Linked DNA regions of Mus musculus: region 1 is linked to region 2. A link is a contact called in ENCODE Hi-C or POLR2A ChIA-PET data. All regions are on one chromosome and are shown on one strand. The core of a region is the stretch at or near the end of the contact, and the rest is flanking DNA. Distances in the headings are between cores, read along the strand shown. Region 1 overlaps Tsc22d4 (TSC22 domain family, member 4). Region 2 holds the start of Agfg2 (ArfGAP with FG repeats 2).

Region 1 (6,416 bases), core at 277-2,776, 75 kb before region 2:
AGAGCTGTCTGGCCCCAACCCCCCGAGGACCTTCCAAGACCTCAGAGCCAATCATTGATGGCCTTGTCTCTTCTGGCCCAAGAACCGAGATAATAAAATCAACGTTGATCAAGAGCCCAGAAACTCTTTAAGCGTTCTCTGTGGATTTTGCTAGATAATTTTTACAACAGTACTTCAAGGTAAGTGTTTGGAGAGTGGATACAGGATTTGTAAAAACTGGATTTGAGGGGACTGGAGAGATGGCTCAGCCATTAAGGGCGTTTGCTGCTTTTTCCAAAGGACCAGGGTTCTAGCCCTAGCATCCACACGGTAGTTTACCACCTATAACTCCTGTTCTAGGGGATCCAACGCAATGAGGACTTGCATTTGGGTCCTCAGCACCCTACACCCCAACTCTCCAATGCTGCATGTCTGTAATTCTAGTGGGGAAGCCGAGACTGAAGGATCCCTGGGGCTTGCTGGCCAGTCAGTCTTAGCTCCATCCGTGAACACTAGGTCTACTGAGAGTCTGTCTCAGGGCTCTCAGAGGCAGATGGCCAGCCTGGTCTACAGGGAAAGTTCCTGGACAGCCAGGGCTACCCAGGGAAACAGCATCTCAAAAAAGAAAACCAACAAAAACTGTGAAAAGCAATCAAAGAAGACACCAAGTAGCTTCTGGTCTCTCCACACATGCATACACACACTGACAGGCATGTGAACACAGATACAGACCAAAGTCAGTCTTGGCTCCATAGTGAGTTCAAGACCATCATGGGCTAAATGATACCCTCTAGCTAGACAACTGAAGACTAAGGCCACGAGACCGTGGGTAAGGAGGAGGTGCTGATTACACAAGCCTCGGTTGGGAGTCAGGGCCACCCCACAGATACAGTAACAAACATTTACAATACCAGAGGTCCTAACAGGGAATGAGAGGCCAAGATAAAAGGATGGCTAGCTGGGCATCCTTAGTAAGGACAGACCCTGTCTCAGAGAAGGTGAAAGGTGAAGAGTGACACCCAGGTTTATCCTCTGGTCTCTCCATGTGGGCAATAGCACAGAGTGAACACTCGAATCACACAACAATGAACCAGGGCCAGCATACTGGTGAACGCCTGTCATCCCGGCACATAGGAGGATCAGGCCTCCGGCACCATTCTCAACTATATAGTAAGTCTGAAGCCAGGCTGGGCTACATGACACCGTTTTAACCACCACACCCTGACCCCAAAAGAAAAGACGGGGTCCAATCTGGTTGGTCGGGCCACCAAAGACTTAAAACTCTGCTAAGGCTTCCTCTCTGATCCCCAGAGACAAGACTTTCTCCTTCAAGGCTCTTAGTGCTGTTCCCTTTGCCCCCACTAGGTGGGGCCCTTCTTGGCTGCCTCAGTCGGTCTGGGAGAGAAGGAGGAGCTTGCTCACCCACTGGGCCTAGTCCTCATCCAGCCAGGGGTGGGGTAGAAGCAGAGGCAGCCTGCCAGGCCTGGCAAGGGCACCATGTGCCCTAAGAGCCTGGCCCACACCCAGCCTTAAGACAAGGGGCCCATTCAGGGCTCCTTGCCTGTCTCCAAGCAGCCACCCGGATCCAGCCCACAAGAGAGGACACACTGGGAAGCTGGAGGTGGATCCTGACACTCACCAAAGACTTCATTGTTATGGCCTCCCCTCACAGGGCCAACCACCAGCACGTGGGTAGACACCGCCCCCTACCTCTTTCCTTAGGCCAGCCTGCTAGGCCTTTCCAGGGACCAAGACCATTCCCAAGCCATTTTCTGGCATCTTCTCCAGGGTGGACCTGGGATCTTGTGTGTGTGTGTGTGTGTGTGTGTGTGTGTGTGTGTGTGTGTGTGTGTTTGTGTGCGCGAGGGCGTGCGTTGGGGACAGCATAACTACATACATAGCTAGACGCAGCAACAGCACACCAACCTCCATATTCAAGTTTCTTCAGATTTTTTTTTTAATTATAATTATTATTTTAACAACAACCTGAATCCGAGAAGTTGAAGATACTGTCCATACACCCTCCCTTGGCAGAGGAGAGGGGGCACTTGAAGAGAACGGGGTGAGGCCTGCCAGGGAACCTCCAAATCTTTCCAGGCCACCTATTGCTGAGGGGCTCCCCAGAACACTGATACCCGGGGTAGGAGGCAGGGCTGGGTTCTTCCACGGACGAGGGGCTTCAGATAAATACCCTCTCCCGAGCTGTTTCTCTTCCGGCAAGGCCTGAGGACTCTGGGGAGACCGAGCGGGATGGGACAGGCCAATATTGAGCCTTCAACTCCCATCCCTGGGCACTGGAGTTGGGCATGGGCATTAAAGCTACATAGGAAGAGGGGGCAGGCTGCCGGCACAAGGCGCAACAGCCAGTGGCAGCCCCCCAAAGGCACATTGTGAGGGAAAGAAGGCTCAGATGGAGGGCCCATTGGGTGCAGAGGGCCCGAGCCTGGGGAGCCCCGAGGATGGCAGCTGGGCCAGCTGCTCCGGGCTGGCCAGGGCGCGCAGCAATCCATTCTCCTGCTCCAATGCAGCGTTCCGCTCTGCCAGGTCTCGGATCTGCTCCTTCAGCACCTCCACCTCTTCTCGCACGGCAAACATGAGGTGGGACTTCACCAAGTCCTGGACCCCAGGGACAAACAAAACCATCAGGTCCTCCCCCCACCCCACCCCCAGGCCACTTCCAACTGCAGCGCCTAACCCAGGTGCCTCAAGGAAGCAGTTAGATACCCCTCCCCCTCTGCCCCAAGGAGGGGACAGAAGCTAAAGAGGCTAAAGGAGACACAGGGCAGCAGTCGGTCAAAAAAGGAGACACAAGACTCAGACAGGGATGGAGGTTGAGGGAAGCCAAGGTGGAAGTAGAAAAGGAATGGTTTGTATTCCCAAGTCATGGGAGAGGAGAGATGCTAGAGAGACAGCTAAGGGGCCTCCTGGGACCAAAACATCTTTTTCTTACCATGGCTTGTTCAATCTTGTTGTCAATGCCAACCAGGCTTCCGGAACCACTGGAGAGACATGGGGGAGGGGGGAGAGTACAAGATGAGGAGGAACCCCAAGTCAGCTCTGCTACAGTCTTCTGGACACTCCCTGCTCTAAAAAGCCCAGCTCTGCCCCAGCCCAGCCGAGTACCTGTGGCAGTAGAGGATCAGAGGGAGAAGGCTTTTGTCCATCCCACAGTGGGATGAAGGTCGATGCCCTGGCCCCCCCAGGCCCTGGTGGGCAGGAGGTCCCGATACCCCTCGGATGGGGGATGACCCCCGTGGAGAGCATGGGGAAGACACGCAGCCCCTTTTTCGGGGTGCCCCTGGCGCCATCCCCACCACTCGCATCTCATAAGATGATACCAAGGACTTCACAGAGACCCCCGGCTGGGACATTCCTGAGGGTCATCAGTATCCACTCCCAACCAAAGGGCTGTGTCAGGCAGAGTGCCTGGGGGGCTCAGAGCCCCCCTGGGCAGAGCAGGGTTCTTCGGATGGATGCCAGGCAGGCAGTGAGGAGACCGGACTTACCGATTGCTGGTCTGAGAGATATACACCCTGCCCTCCCCCTCAGGGCAAGGCACAGCTGCTATTGGTTCCTCAGGGACACGGGGACCCCCTCCCTTGGCTCCACAGTGGGCGGGAATTCCCAGACACACATAGTCTGTGCCAGTGTCCCCTTCTCACCCTGGCACCACTCCCAGATTGGAGGGGACGGGGAGGTGAAGTCAGCTGGTAAGAGGGTGTGGGGGAGGGGCTATGGGGCAAGATGGCTGGCATGGGGAGGGGCTTGAAGGTGAGACCCTAGGGCACCTGTCCCTGACCTATGCCTTCCTTTCTGCCCTGCCTGGATTAACCATGGCCTCCCTCAACTTTGAGAAAGGGAATTGGCAAGGGGGCAGGGTAGAAATAAATACATATACATATATATATATAGAGAGAGAGCTTTCTTGGGTAGCTCTTGAAACCTGGGACAGATAGTACCCCACTTCAGCGAAGGAGAGAATTAGGGAAGATTACCATAACAACAGAAACACCCCCCTCCCCCATGTTAGGAACCCTGTAAATCAAAGGCAGCCTGTATGGGGCCTGAGACCTGGGTATGGAGGTCTCTCAGTGAGTCAGGGCTTAAGGAAGGGAAGGGGGAAAAAAGGAGAGGCTGAACATGGGACACTGGATAAAGAGGCAAGAGAGACTAACTCAGTACTCTGGTAATCAGCCAGTTAAAGGGTAGGCCTGGCTGCAGTTTGAGCAGTGGCCACCAGAGGGCAACTCATGCCTGACTCAAATGCCCCAGGACTCAGGCTCCTGACTGGCACCAGGCTAGAGAATCTGGTTCGTACTCAAGCCCCTCTGGTCACCCACGACTCCTAGGGTCTGCTTACCTTGCTCCAGCCTCCAATGTCTCCCTTTTGGCGGCTGGCGCAGAGGAGGTAGGCTTTGTTCCAGTTACCTAAGCCTCATTTCTGCTTTCCCCAGGGACACCAGGGTCTCCAGCCCTGTCCCCTCCCTGAGTCAGGGTGCCACTTGGCTCCATTCATACATTGCTGCCTCTTTTGTAATCCCTCCCCGCTGGCTGTCAACCTCAGCCTGCTTTCCTACAGGGGGATCCATACTCAGTGCAAGGTGACCCTTGCATGAAGCCGGCCATCAGAAACGAAGCTGGGAATTTTCCATTTCCTGGCCAAGCTCTGGGTGCAGGACGTGCTGACAGGTAGAACCAACCAAGGGGGTGAATGGGCTAGAAAGAGCAGGATATCAGTGACTAAGGACACGGGGGGCCTCCAAAGGCAGGGGACACGGGAGATGCTTAAGAGTGGAGGTGGGGGACAGACAGGTTAGAGGGAAGAGGGCTCGGTGGATAGATTCCTGCCATTAAACCGGACAGCCTGAGTCCATTCCAAGAACCTACCTTGTGGGAGCAAAGAACAAACTTCTCTAAATTGTCCTGACTTCCACAAGCCTGCCATATTGTTCCTGGACACACACAAGTGTATCAGCATACATACACACACCACACACACACACACACCACACACACACACACACCACACACAAGTATACCAGCGTGCACACACACACCACACACAAGTGTACCAGCATATACACACAAACACACACACACACACACACACACACACTGAAGAGAAAGGGGGAGGAAGGGATGGAGAGAGCGAGGGAGGGAGGGAGAGAGGGGGTAGGTGCAACTAGCCAGTGTTAAATTTGTTTTCAAGATACTTCAATCCACAGTACCTGGGTGGGGAGTAGGCTACAGAATAAAACCCCCTCCTTCCAGTACATAGAGACACCAAAGATGGACAGATGTACCAGAATAGAGGTGTCAGCCCTGCTTGGCGGACACTCAGGCAGAGATGCCAAGTTAAATCCTCTATTCTTGCCAGAAATAAAGGAGTAATACAACAGGCAACATTTGTTGGCTGCTTGATGGCTATCTTGTGTTTGTCTAGCTCAGGAGTTTTTGAAAGCACTTCCCCTATGCCATTCGAGCCTTAACACTTGAAGGGACGGGGGCCTCTGGCAAGCCCAGCCTTCCCTCTGATTAGGCCTGAGTGAGGGACTGGTATGTGCTACACTGGAACTCTTGGGTAAGGCTGGGGGCAGGAAGGGCAGGTGCCTCTAAGCAATGCTGTAGGAATGAGGATGAAATATCCCCGCCCCCAAGACATGTCTCACCATCGACCTACAAAACCATCATGACTTCCAACCCAGGCCAGGCTAAGACTGCAAATGCAAACGGCACCCCCAGGGTTTGTTCAGTGCGCAACGTAACTGCATACAGCAGCCCTGAGGGACAGACTCTTGGGTCCAGGAGTGAGGGCATCTCTTTGAGATGGGCCTTTGCTTTGTCCCAAGTCTGAGTATGATAATTTCAGTATGAGAACGGAAGACACAGATGTCTGTGAAGAGCTGGAGATGCAGGCCTGAGGCCAAGGAAGTGACATCCAGCAATCCCCTCTACACTCTCTCTCAGATCGGATTCTGTAGTACTTTTGGGGGTACCCAGGGCAGAGGCTGGGCCAGGGCAGGGGGAGGGGCTGGCTCCTTGCCCCAGTTATTGAGCTGTCCCTGCCTCTGTCTTAGCAAAAGGACATCCTAAGGACCGCGGCTACCTCTCATCCTCCTGGGAGGCACACACTCCAACAGGAAAGAGAGTGGCTATAGACTGAGACCCAGGGTCACAGACTGGTTCAGTGACCTTGGACACATTTCTAACCCGCCCCCCCCTTTCTTTTTGAGTCTCATTTGGGAAGTGAGGAATCATGGGATTGCTTTTACAATTTCATGAGGTAAGTGTGTGGAGGGGTCATCCAGATGGCTCAGTGGGTAAAGAAAGGCAGCTTTCCACAGAGCATAATGACCTGAGTTGGGTCACCAGAATCTACATGGTGGAGAAACTCATATACACAGCTCTCTGGCCTTTGACTGCTGCTGCCTCTGCAA
Region 2 (6,783 bases), core at 410-2,909:
AAGGGCCTTTTTCTTACCAGGAAAGCCACCAAGCCCTCCCCACCAGGCCACAGGAGCAATAGCAGAAGAGGGAGTCCCCGGGCTGCCTGTGCTCTTGCTGATTATGAGGGGAAATAGGGTTGTCACTCTCTGATATGGCCTGGGTGGAGTAGAGACAGGAGGAGGAAGCGCACCCTCTGGTTGCTCTTGCAGACCACACCCTGTAGCAAAAGACAGACTGGAAGCTATCAGAGTCTAGTGGTCACCCCAATTCCTGCCCATTTATTCACTTGTGGTGGGTAACATTTTAAGGGGTGAAGAAATAACCACTGGCTAAAGAGAAGCTGTGCAAGAAATGGCCAGCACAGGGAAATGCTGAACGCTGAACTCTGAAAATGTACAAGAGGCTTTTTTTTTGGTGGGGGTGGGGTGGGGGACAGGATTTCACTGTGTAATCCCCTGGAACTCACTACATAGACCAGGCTGGCCTAAAACTCACAGCGATCCACCTGCTTGGAATCCAAGGCATGCAGCCATGGTTTACATGAAGCAAAATGGTTCCTTTGCATGTGTACATGGGGACTTGGCATCACCACAGCTCAGGGGGAAGTACACTTGCAGCTATGACAACAATTAAGCAACCTCATCTAGCCCATGGGCTCCTGGGTACCAATAACTCAGAAACCTATCTCTCATCTGCCCGCATCCCATTGGCATGTCTGAAACCAAAGTCCTGACTTATGGTTGCCAGCATCCCTAAACCTGCTTATTCTCAGCCTTTCCTTTTCCAGGCAGTGACCGAGGATGACTCTGAAGTACCGCTACTGCTACCCCCACTTCCCAAATGCTGGAATTACTGGCCTGTGCCACCGCGCTGAGTTGTATGCAGTGCTGGGGGCTTGAACCTCGCGCTTAGTGCACTCTACCAGCTGAGATACATCCCTGGCCACGGAGCAGAGCTTTTAAAATCAAAAGACTCAGATTCAAATTCTGACTGAGCCACAAACCAGTTCTGTGATCCACTTCAACATGTTTTCTTGAATATTTTTTACATGCATTTATTTATTTGTGTGTGTGTGTGTGTGTGTGTGTGTGTGTGTACTCATGGAAATCAGAAGGCAGCTAGCTTATAGGAGTCGGTTTTCTTACAGGAGTGGGAATGAAGGTTAGTGGCAAACGCCGTTCATCCCTTCTGCATCCTACCTCAGGTTTTTAACTTGACTCTAAAGTGGGGGCTCTTTCTATGACTTGGATAAATAAAGTATCTTTTACAAAGCACTCCCCTTCTCTGTCTTTCCCTTTCTCCTCCAGCTCATCCTAGGGCAATTTCTTTCCGATTTTCTTGTCTCCTGGCTCAGCCTGGAACGAGCCTTTGAAATTTGGCGGGAATTAGTATCAATCCGGAGGATGAGCACTACGCACGCGCCGAACACCTCCTTTCTCTCGCACGCTAATTTTGCAACCTTAACAACCAATCAGAGTCAGCATAGGAGTCCGTGGCGAGAGGGGGCGGGGACAAGGAGGAGGGCACGCATTGTACTTGCAAGGTGGGGGTCTTTGTGAACCAATGGAAAAGACAGAAGGCCGGGTGGCAGTGGGGCGTGGTTCTGAAGGCTCCAGCAACCGGAGGCCGTCTCGAATCGAACCAATTAAAGCAAGGAGGTGGGGGGAGACTAGCCAATCAGCGTGCCGAACAGGACGAGGAAGGGGGCGGCAGAGTCTCTCGCGGTCGTGGTCGGGGCTGCAGGAGCTGGTGTCAGGGTTGCCGGGCGTGCGAAGGCGGCGGAGGCGGGAAAGGCAGCGAGCGGTTAAAGGGGAGCGACCGCTGACTTGCAGAGGAACCTGGAGGAGAGATGGTGATGGCGGCTAAGAAGGGCCCGGGCCCGGGTGGCGGGGTCGGAGGGAGCAAAGCGGAGGCTGAAGCCGCTTCGGAGGTGTGGTGCCGCCGAGTGCGGGAGCTGGGCGGCTGCAGCCAGGCCGGGAACCGCCACTGTTTCGAGTGCGCCCAGCGCGGGGTCACGTATGTGGACATCACCGTGGGCAGCTTCGTCTGCACCACCTGCTCCGGCCTCCTGTGAGTGGATCCGGGGGGGGGGGGGGGAACTGGGTTTGGTTCGGGTGAAGTGAGTCTGCAGGAGCTCGGGGCGATCCAGGAGGTCAGAGGGGTAGCCCCGGCATTGGATGTGGCGGTGGAAGGTCGCCTGCTGCAGAGGTGTGTCGTGGGGGAAAGGGAAAAAGCGCAGGGGGACAGAAGACGGGAGTGGAGTCGCGCTGCAGAGGGAGGGTGGGGGCTGTAGAAGGACACGAGGAGAGGATTGGAGAAACTCCCTGGGGGAGGCGAAGGCGAATTGCAGGTGGGGAGAGAGAAAGTGTGGAGGGACTGGGGTGGGGTGGGGGAGGGACTTAAAGGGCCAGAAATTGACATAGACCTTTAAAGGGAACTTTAGCTGGGGTTGCATTGTATCTCAGTTGGTAGAGTGCTTGCCTAGCACGCTCGGCGCCCTGAGTTTCCATCCACAGCACTGCATAAAACCCGAGTAGTGTGGTACACGCCTGTAATCCCAACACTGAGGGGGAGGTGATCAGGAGTTCAAGGCCAACCATGAGACCCTTGCCGCTCCACCAGGAGGGGAGCGGAGGGGAACGGGGTGGAAGGAGAAGGGAAAGAAATAGGGAAGTCGAGCCTAAGACAAAAGTACCCTAGAAGGGAATGGAAAATGCTCCACGCATTAGCCCAGGCTGACAGCCTAGAGTGGCAGGTATGAAGCCAGGGATCAGGTGCAGATCCTAATCTTTCAGGCTCTGGAATGCTAGCTAGAGGGTAGATGACTTACGAAATATACTAAGGGCAGAGAGCCAAAGGGTTATCCTGGCGGACAGCTTAGCTTTCCCGAAGAGATGAGGATCAGAATGGCATATTCTTTTCTTTTCCCCATTTCGTCCTCTGCCCCCGTTAAAGTTGCATTTGATTTCTTTACTTTGCACTGTAGGGACATGTAGGTTCCATGGCTTGTGTGGTTATCAGAGAATAACTTGTAGGAATCAGCAATTTCCTTCCACTACGTGTGGGGCCTGGGGATCAAACTCAGGTCAACAGGCATGGCTGTAAGCTCCCATACTTGCTGAGCTAGCTAGCTCACCAGTCCATTTTTTTTTTTTTTAATTTGTCTTGAGACGGGGTCTCATACAGTCCACGGTGACTTTTAATTCATGATGTAGCTAGGGGTGGCTTTGGAACTCAGAGTCCTCCTGCCTCTACCTCTGTAATGGCTGGGGTTACAGGCATGCTTTGGGGTCTTTCCTAAGTGTACTGCCGAGTCTCATCTGGTAAACTGTAAATTTGGGGAGCAGAGGCTTGGTTGTAAAATCCACAATGCTACCCTCAGCCCAGACCACCCCAGATTTCTAGTTATTTAGTAAGCTCCTTCTCCTTAGGAATTATTTGACTAACATTGGGTTCGAGATCTTTGGTTTTCTTAGGGACTCGTTTTTGTCTGGTTTTCTAGTATTTTAGTACACTGCTATTTTATTTATTTATTTATTTAATAAGGAAAGCTCTCCTGTTCTTATATGCATACCAGCCTGAAAAAAAAAAAAAAAACCAAGGAGTATTGTTCTTTTGCGACAGATGGGAGATCAAAAGTAGAAAGAGGTTTAGTAATTTACCCAGTGCCATATGGAGGATTCTGTTCCCAGCGTTTGTCATTTAGTACGAGCTAGGATTGTGGGGAGACCAGAAATGAAGATCCCGGTGTCCTAGGAGACCGTGTGGAACTATGTCTCTACTACATTGTCACCCTCTTCTTAAAATGTCTATGGTTTTATCGTTGTTGTTGTTTAAGACAGGGTCTCATGTGGTCTAAGCTAGCCTTGACTGTGTAGCTAAGAATGACTTTTGTTTCCACCTCCTGAGCGCAGGGATTACAGGTGTGCACTAGCCTGACTTGTGAGGTGCCAGGGTCCCACCCAGGCCTTTATGAACACTAAGGGTGCACTTGGACTGAGCTGTAGCCCCAGTCCACCAGTGTTCTCAGCCTCCCTTCTACCACTGTGGCTGGACACGGACCACCATGTATGTGACCACCCGGGGAGACTGAGGCTGGCCTGGATTGTTTGGCTAAACCATCCATATACACCCCGTGCCCGTATAGAGGACAGTGTATGAGCTTGAAAGGATGGCTCAGTGGGTAAAGTACTTGTCATGAAAACGTGAGGACCCGAGGTCAGGTTCACAGAACCCAGGTAAAGGCCAGGAGAACGAGGTGGCTTGCTTGTGATCCTAGCACTTGAGAGGCTCTGGCTCAGAAGGGAGACCTGGCCTCTATATATAATAAGGTGGATGGCAGTCAAGGGAGGTACCCAAGTCAACTGGCCTTTGCATGCATATAAACTCAGACACATGTGAACACATATACACATGGATATCCTGTATATTATAGCATATAATACAAAAGAAAGCATAAATCTTGAAATGTTATGAGAAGGGAAATCTGTATTGCTTTTCTGATACTTAGGTTTGAACTCAGGGCCTTGCACATGATGGGCAAGTACTCTACTACTGAGCCACAGCCCCCTGCCCCCCAGTCTGGAAAATCAAATTATTGCATCTGGATAGAAGTGAAGAGAAGCCTTATGATCTCTCAGAGCTAGGCCCTGGGGCTGGGGGTTGGGGGACGACGGCTGTCAGGAAAACTGTTCCTCTGTTCTAATGGCTAGAGGTGATGGCATGAAAGATAACGAACTCAGGGAGGGCTCGGGCTGGAGAGATGGCTCAGCAGTTAAAAGTACTTCTTGCTTTTGCTGAAGACCCAGGTTCAGTTCCCAGCACTCACAACCATCGGTAACCGTCTGTTCAAAAGGGAATCAACATCCTCTTCTGGCATGCATGTGGTGCACAGACAGACATACGGACGAAACACTCATAGATGCCATCTAAGAATAGATAAATGCAGACAAAACAGTAACAGTAAAACCAGATCCCAGTGGGTACTAATAAAAACCAACCAGCCAAACAAAATGCAACCTTTTTAAAGGTCACCTTCAGCTACTGAGTGAGTTTGGGGTCAGCCTGTGATATAGGACACCTTGTTTTTAAAGACAGAGATAGGGGGAGGGGTATGAATCTGTTGATAAAAGTACCTGCTGCCCAGCCTGCTGACCTGAGTTCAGTTCCCACCTGGGAGAAGGGAAGAAGAGTTGATTCCCCAAGTTGTTCTCTGCCCTATGCGCACAGGCTGCGGCACAGGTGTATACACAGAGACAATAAATACATGTAATTAAAAAAAATATTGGTGGGGGTCAAGGTCTCGCCATACAGCTTGGGCCGTCCTAGAACTGGCCATGTAGACCAGGATGTCGTCAGACTTAGAGATCTGGTTACCTCTGCCCCCCCCCCCTCCCACCCCCCAAGTGTTGGGATAGAAGACATGCTCTACAACGCTGAGCTTTAAAATATATTTTTTTCCTAGGGTTTTGATAAGATAAAGCTCTGCATAAGCAGGAAATGCCGACATTGTTACCACTTACTAGATTTGGTTTCAAGTATCCCCTGATAACCTTCGTCTTCTATAATGAATATCCCACAACCAGAGCAGAAGGGAGGACAAGGGATCTAGGCCATATTAAAAACCTGATTTCTTGTGCTGGAGAAGTTAACTGCTTCGTATCAGTGCGCAATTTGTAGAATCTTAGACCGCTCCCTCGAGGTCACTCCCAGCTGCTGGTCTCATGAATGAAAAGCCACACACCTGCCGGAGCTGGGGAGATGGCCCTGTGGTTATGGGTGCTTGCTTGATTCCCTGGACCCACCTGGTAGGAGAGACTCCTTCAAGTCCTCTGATCTTCATGGGAGCACTAGGGCTCATATGTAAGGCACGCACACGTGCACACACACTCACAAACGAATGGCTGGAGACTGGAGGACGACTCATTATTTGGTAGTTTTTGCAGAGGATCAGGGTCCAGTTCTCAGCACTCACACATCGTAGCTCACAACTACCTGTAACTACAGTTCCAGGAGATCCGATGGCTTCCGAGGACACCAGGCGTGCACGTGGTACACAGGCACATATACACTCAAGCACATAAAAATAATTTTTTTAAAGCGTAAAACAAAAATTAATGTAATTTTAAAAAAGATTTACTCATTATTCTAAGTACACCGTAGCTGTCTTCAGACACTCCAGAAGAGGGCGTCAGATCTCGTTACGGATGGTTGTGAGCCACCATGTGGTTGCTGGAATTTGAACTCAGGACCTTTGGAAGAGCCGTCAGTGCTCTTAACTGCTGAGCCATTTCTCCAGCCCTGCAATGTTTTTTTGTTTTTGTTTTAAATCATTGACTCCTGCGACTTAGGCAAACACTGGATAGAGAGTCTTATGGCCTAATGGAGATGTGGTAGGAGAAATTTGTTCTAATCCTTCAAGAGACTCCAAGAGGGCTAGCTTTGCTGGGGCTGCCAGTGCCTCAGACTGGACAGGCGGCTGGGGGTCGTCTGTTCCCATGGGGTTAAGTAAGAGAACTCAACTAGCAATGAGATGTCTAGAGGGACTTGCTGCCAAGGCTGACAGCCTGAGTTCAATACCCATGACCTACTTGGTAGAAGGAAACAACTGATTCCAAAAGGTTGTCCTCTGACCCCCACACTCCTGCCGTGGCTTGAACAGGCACTCACACAGAGTAATAAATAAATTATTAGATTGAATTTCCTTGAAGGTCCGTAAAGTTGATTGCCCATACATTAGGATTTTGTGCTGATGGTTAGGGAGAAACAGCAGTAATCCAGCAGCCTGCATATGTCTTTTT

The links. A loop is a pair of places that touch in the nucleus more often than their neighbours do. ChIA-PET counts read pairs that join two places held with the same protein, here RNA polymerase II (POLR2A).
Region 1: a loop to region 2 is called in a map of heart, with 2.7 times the contacts of the local background. The contact joins the enhancer-like site here to the promoter of Agfg2 in region 2. A Hi-C loop is called at or near these places in 2 of 37 maps with a recorded cell type or tissue (heart and regulatory T cell). POLR2A ChIA-PET finds 5 or more read pairs at or near these places in 4 of 5 experiments (Patski and embryonic stem cell).

Annotation. Positions count from the first base shown.
Region 1 is chr5:137,755,246-137,761,661 of GRCm38, reverse strand. Tsc22d4 (TSC22 domain family, member 4) reads right to left here. Exons shown (of 5, transcript NM_023910.6): 4 at 2,930-2,978; 5 at 1,915-2,595. The coding sequence ends at 2,386. Among named protein-coding and RNA genes, the nearest start is that of Tsc22d4, 12 kb to the right of the region's middle. Within about 2 kb of position 1,526, at least 1 of the 3 ENCODE cell types and tissues checked has a DNase peak (open chromatin) inside an H3K27ac peak, as active enhancers do; it is heart, where a contact is called at or near this core.
Region 2 is chr5:137,679,629-137,686,411 of GRCm38, reverse strand. Agfg2 (ArfGAP with FG repeats 2) reads left to right here and starts at 1,659. Exons shown (of 12, transcript NM_178162.3): 1 at 1,659-2,053. The coding sequence starts at 1,833. It overlaps Gm15498 (a long non-coding RNA gene), which reads left to right. Exons shown (of 2, transcript XR_003956003.1): 2 at 771-1,027.